Linked DNA regions of Homo sapiens: region 1 is linked to region 2. Evidence: chromatin loops called from intact Hi-C (ENCODE). Cell type or tissue: IMR-90. All regions are shown on one strand. Links, peaks and the distances in the headings refer to the core of each region. The heading gives the core; the rest is flanking DNA.

What was found. A loop is a pair of places that touch in the nucleus more often than their neighbours do. Peaks named below come from ENCODE experiments on the same cell type or tissue, not always from the same donor. Only the 100,000 strongest peaks of a DNase experiment are listed, where the experiment ranks them.
Region 1: it touches region 2 in a loop (6-fold over the local background); 28 of 110 quality-filtered maps call a loop at or near these places.

The regions. Positions count from the first base shown.
Region 1 is chr12:5,084,895-5,087,798 of GRCh38, forward strand. No RefSeq gene overlaps it. Among named protein-coding and RNA genes, the nearest start is that of KCNA5, 42 kb to the left of the region's middle. In IMR-90, for the core only: no CTCF peak of the experiment used is centred there; a DNase peak (open chromatin) is centred at 1,167; H3K27ac peaks cover 275 bases.
Region 2 is chr12:5,431,691-5,434,594 of GRCh38, forward strand. NTF3 (neurotrophin 3) reads left to right here and starts at 418. Exons shown (of 2, transcript NM_001102654.2): 1 at 418-652. The coding sequence starts at 635. RefSeq lists an enhancer at 1,235-1,760. In IMR-90, for the core only: a CTCF peak has its summit at 1,838; DNase peaks (open chromatin) are centred at 411 and 2,141; H3K4me3 peaks cover 2,500 bases; H3K27ac peaks cover 2,154 bases.

The DNA of each region.
Region 1 (2,904 bases), core at 122-2,621, 350 kb before region 2:
AGCTGTTTGGTAGGGGAACTGAAATGTCTGGTCCAAAGCCAGATTGCTTTGCAATGCTGCTTCTGGGACTAGAGTGCAGAGGCCTTCCCTTCTGTGGTCCCAGTTTTGCTATTTTCAAGCTGCAATGATTTCTTCCCTCATGCCCTTTTACTCCAACCTCACTTCCCTCATGGTTCAAGTCCTCCCATCTCTACTGCAATGACTGCAATGATCCCTGGTCCCTGCTCTCTAGTCTCTTCCCCTTTCACGCCCTTCCATGGTGGAGTCAGTTGTATGTTTAAGACAAAGATCCAATCACACCTGATTTAAAACAAAAACCAAAATAAAACTGCCATGGTTTTCACTGCAGCCAGCACAAAGCTTAACCGTCTTGGCCTCCTGCACAACATCCTTGACTCCTGACTGCATCGACAGCCTCATCCCCAGCTCCTCTCCTCCCTGCCACCTGTGTCCCACCACACACACCAAATTTGAGCTCCAGCCACACATGGTTGCTGATCTCCATTCCCCATAGTCTTCCACCGCCCACCGCATTAATTTCCTCTCACAACATGCTTTCTTCTCACTTCTGTAGGCTGGCCATTCTGCTGTCTCCTCCAGATCCATTCTCCTCATTTCTCTTCCTTGCTTATTGTCCCAGAGACCATCACTCAGGCTCCATTCTCTCTGGATTCCAGTTGGCTTCAGCCATGAATCCTGCACTAGCCAGAGACCAGAGAGCAAGGTCCTGGTGCTCACAGTCCTCCTTGTGATTTGGGGAGTGGGTGCATCCCTCTTCCTAGGTCCCAGTCCTGTAACAGCCCTTCTCCACAGCCACAGCCATCTGCAGGTTCTGGGTATCCCACACTCACTCCATCCACTTGACTCCTTGGGCCTAGAGGTCTAGTGGCTTCCTGCTGCTCCCGGTGCCCTGTTGGCTCTCATGGCACTGCCCACACCCCTGCACCTTCTTTAGGCTCTGTTTGTCATTCCTTTCCAGTGTGTTCTGCATTCTGCCAGGAAGACCCTGACTGATACAACCTCTTCAGTGAGGCCTCTCCTGCATCCTCCTTCCTTCCTGGTAGCAGTAATCACTCCCACATAGAGTACCGTCCATGCATGCTACCTCACAGGATTAGTGGTTTGCACCATGAGTGACTCCATGGCAATGCTTCTTTCATTCATCTTTGTATCCACAGTCCTCAGTATGTGGTCTGGCACACAGTATGAGGTCAAAATGCTTAATGAATGAATCACTTCTTGCACAAAAGAGATGTTTTATTTGAAAGGATGTAGTCGAATGATATCAAGGCTTTGGGTTTGAACTTTATATGGATCAGTTATTTTTATGAAGAGCTTATGGCAGAGATTCTACCCTCATTCTGGTCAGTCATAATGGTTTCCCTTGAAGCGTGGATGGATCCACCAGCTTTCTCATGCCCAAGAGAGTGCCCTGCTCCAGAACACACAGGCTCTTGTGGCATGGCTTTTGAGGGAAAGCCCAATCATAGCGGAGAGTCATCCTCTGTAAGTCCTGCAATATATTGTGCATGGAGGCACAAAGCTTCTGGAGGTAGGAAGAGATGCTTCAGAACCAGAAGTGTCAGCTCCAAGGGGTGTCTGCTGATGAGTTGGCGTCATCATCAGGCTTCCCTGCTTTAACCAACCTACTTGAATCAATGACTACACTGAGCTTCTAGAGGGAAGGCTGGGGCTGGCCAAGAGACAGAGTTTGGGAGCTCTCATCACCGGTTCACTGATACGGGCTCTTTCATCTCACAAGACGCTAAAGCACAAAGACTTTCTGGAGATCATTGGGAAGGAAAAACCCAGGAGTGGGCACTAAGATGAGTCGTTGGAGCTGGAAGATGAGAGTGAAACTTCTGTTCTACGGAAGAAGGGGCCAAGACTTGGAGATGCTGTGTGTCTCGTGTTGCTCAGTCCCCAGACAGGATTTGGGATTCAGATGTGCACAGAGAGGTGATGGGCTGGCCCTGGTGCCCAACACACACCAGCTCTTCATCTGAAGGCTCTGTAGCATCTGCCTCCAGGCCTTTCTGTGACTCTCTGGGCCAAAGGCAGGAAAAGCAGGGCAAATCTTCTTCAAAGGATTTGGTTTATTTGCCACTAGAGTAATTCCAGATAGATCAAGGATGCAAGGCTTGGCAGTGTATTTGGGAAGTTGGGCTGGGATTCAACATTTGTTAGGGTTAATCAAGAGCTGCAGAGTTCTGTGCACCTAGAAGGTATTCATTAAAATTTGGTGAATAGATTAAAAGACAAAGCCACACACGCAGTACTTGTGGACAGAGCTGACTTTACAAGTCCCCCTCGCTTACCACGCCATCCATAGTAAATACCCCACAAGTCCCTTCACTGCTGGTCCTAGGTCTTTGCCCGGCTTCCCTGTCAATGTCTGGACACCTAAACGGGCTTCCTGGTTTTCCTCCAGCCTCCTTGCTTCTTGGCCCTCAGTGTGTGTGTGTGTGTGTGTGTGTGTGTGTGTGTGTGTGTGTGTGTGTGGTTGGGGAGGGCGGGTAGGCAGCCTTCCCCTGTTGCTATATTGGGAATTCTAAGCCCGTTGCTGTAAATGAAGTGACATTTGCCTTCGCATCCTTGTCTGAAAAGAGGCTCCTTTACACTGACTATATTTCTAGCCCCACCACGGTCACTTAGAGTGGCCACTGAGGGAGTTGAGGAGGTCACAGCCTCTCCTCGTGTATAGAGCAGGTGTTTGCACACTGGAACCTTTTTGCACACGCAGGGCTGGCCTCTGAGGTAGGGATTTCAATAGCTTCACAGGCCATTGTTTCCTCCTCAATGCCCCGAGATCAACGCAGGAAGTGTAGGTTTTCTTAAGGTGCCCCGGGAAGATATAACTCTATGAAGACCCACCATATACACAGGGAGTGACAAGGCCTATTC
Region 2 (2,904 bases), core at 312-2,811:
AGAAAATCTTGAAAGAAAAAAGATCAAAAAGAAAAATTTCAAGAAAAAGAACCACTAAGAAAGGCTGAAGACACTAACATGTAACCTGTTACGATACATTTAACGTTTCGTTTTTTCCTGGATCTCTAAAAGGGAACTCAAGGGTGGGGGTTACTGAAGAATACTACAGATTTGGAAGTTTTTGTTGCTGTTGTTGTTTGGTTTGGTTTTGTTTTTCAAGAGGGGCCAGGAGAAATGACCCCTTCCCCGCCACGGGTCCCGAAGTGAGGGCGGGGGGGGGGCTCTGGGGCGCGGGCGCGCGCGGCGCGGCGCGGGCCGGCGGGGGAGGGCGGCGCGGCGCGGAAGGGGTTAAGGCGCTGAGCGCGGAGCCATCTGGCCGGGTTGGCTGGTTATAACCGCGCAGATTCTGTTCACGGGACTCAGAGTTGAAGCTCCTCTCCCTTCCGAACAGCTCCGCGCACCGCCCCGCGACGCAGCCCGGCGCAACTACTTTCTTCTCTCTCCTTTCTTTCTTCCTCTCCTTTTTCCCCTGCTGGGTAGTGGCTGCGGCGGGGTGGGGGAGACTTTGAATGACCGAGCTCGCGTCCACCTTTCTCTTCATGTCGACGTCCCTGGAAACGGCCACACGGATGCCATGGTTACTTTTGCCACGGTAAGGGGAGGCGGCGGGCACCTTGGGTGGGCAGGTTTGGGGATGGGGGTCCACGTGGGGAGGGATTTTCCAGTGGACTGGTGCGGGGGGCCCCAGATCCGCATCCCGCCCCACCCCCATCGCGCCGCGCTCACTCACTTTCCCGGGCTTGTGTCTTCCCCAAAGTTTGCGCTGGGATCTGCTCAGGCCGAAGCGCAACCGCAGCCACCCCGCTACACACACACACACACACACACACACACACACACACACACACACACACACAGACACGGACACCCTTCTCCACCTCCTCCCCTCTTGTCCCTCGGCTGCCCAAGAAGCTTCCCTCAATCTGGGAAAGTGATCAGGTTTAAGGGACCTGGATTGGAAAGGGTGGGGGCAGAAGAGGGGAAATGGGGACGACGAAAGAGCAGGAAAGAGATTCAACAGAATCAACCACCCACCACTCCCAACCGACCCGCCTGCTCCTCCGAGAAAGCTCCTAGCGCATCCTATAACAAAAGGGGGTGGCAGACAGAACTCCGGGCGGGGAGGTGCCGCGGCAGCTCCCCTGCACACGCCCTGCACTCTGCCGGCCGCTGAGCCTGATTCTCAGCTCGCCCCAGCACCACTCTGGCCCGGGCGTGGGCTGGGGGGAGGGGACGCGCAGCTCAGGACCCGGAACCTCGCGTTCCAGTTTTGGGAGTTGGGACTCACTGCCACGCGCCGCGTACCTGCGTTGGAGTTCCCCGAAAGGGTTTTTTCAGAAAAGACCTCGCGCCCCGGGCTCCTCTTGGCCAGCGCCCACCCGGTGGCCACCCCACCCTGGGCCTTTGCGCAGATGTTGGAGCTCCGTACGCAGCCCGCACATCTGGGACCCCTCCGGGGAGCGGCGGGCACCCGGGCCCGGCCATCCCAGGGGATCTCCTTGCGGTATCGTCCAGCCTGTTCTCGGACTTTGAGCGGTGGCGTGGGAGGCCGGGAGACCTGGGCACCCGCGCAGCCAGCCAGGTCGGAGTTTAAAGGTCCCACGACGGACCGAACTGTCCCATTGCCCCAGAGCTTTACTCAGTGGTGGATGCTCCTGATGAAATTTGGGACGCTTGGGAGTTGAAGGTTAGGGACAGGAGGGGCGAGGGCCGAGGGCATGGGATGGGGGAGTAGGATTCTGCTTGTTGCTCTCCGCGGGAGTGGGTGCGCGTCCAGGAGGCGCTGCTTCTTTGCGGGAGTTTGGCTGCTGCGTTCATTCGTCGTCTGCGCTTCAGATGCACGGCACTGAGACCCTTGCGTCCGACGGTGTCGGGGCTGTGGACTAGAAAGGATCCCTTTTGCTGGAATCGAGGCTGGGGTGGGATTGCCGGTGGGGGAAACACCGAAAAGATCGTCTGGCCTCGGCCTCTGGCGGCGGGCGGCAGGTTCTGAGTCCGAATGGAGGTTGCTCCCGGGAGCGCCGGGCTCAGAGCTAGAGAGCTCGGGAGACTGTGCGCCTGTGGACTTGTTTATGTGTGTGAAGAGGCGGGGGCGAGGGCCTGCTGAGAGGGGAGGGGAGCCTGGAAGGGGTGGGTGTTTCTCCTGGAGCCTGATGTTTGTAACTCAGCTGATTATGGAGTGCACTGAGCGACCTGCTTTTTAAATAAAGAGGTGCCCGCTCCTACCCCGCAAAACAGCGAACGAGGAGAACATGGAAGCGCTCTGTCCTAAACGTCAGGATGGGAGAAAGTTGTAACATAGAGGAGACTTTTCCAGAGGTCCTGTTTTCACAACACTCAGAAGTTCTCCAGCGTACTCAGCCTGCCTCCCGCCTGCCCTCAATTCCTTTTTGACATGTCACACAAAGAAAGCTGAAAGGTAGAATGTGGAGGATAAACTCCAACCCCCTCTGCCTTGGGCGCAAACACACAGACTTAGGTATCGTGTTAGGAGGTAAGGGGGTTGGAAAATAATGCAGGCTCCGGTAGACAGTGTTGAAGGGAGATAGAAAGTCTGGGGTATTTCCCCTAGGGAGAGTGTGTGGGATTTTGTGTTGGTGAGGACTGGAGTGTAGCTGGACTTAGAGGGTTTGGTTGTGTGTGAATGGGATATGCTTATCTATGGAGTGAGATTGTGACCATTGAGTGAGTGGTCAGGGAGGGATGGGGATGTTTTTCCAAAGTGTGTGTGTGTGTGTGTGTGTGTGTGTGTGTGTAGGGGAAGGTGGCAAAAGAGCTGGAGTCCTATCCCTCTTTGGTGCCTGGGAGGTGTGTGTTTCTGGGGAGTCTGTCGGATGGGCATCT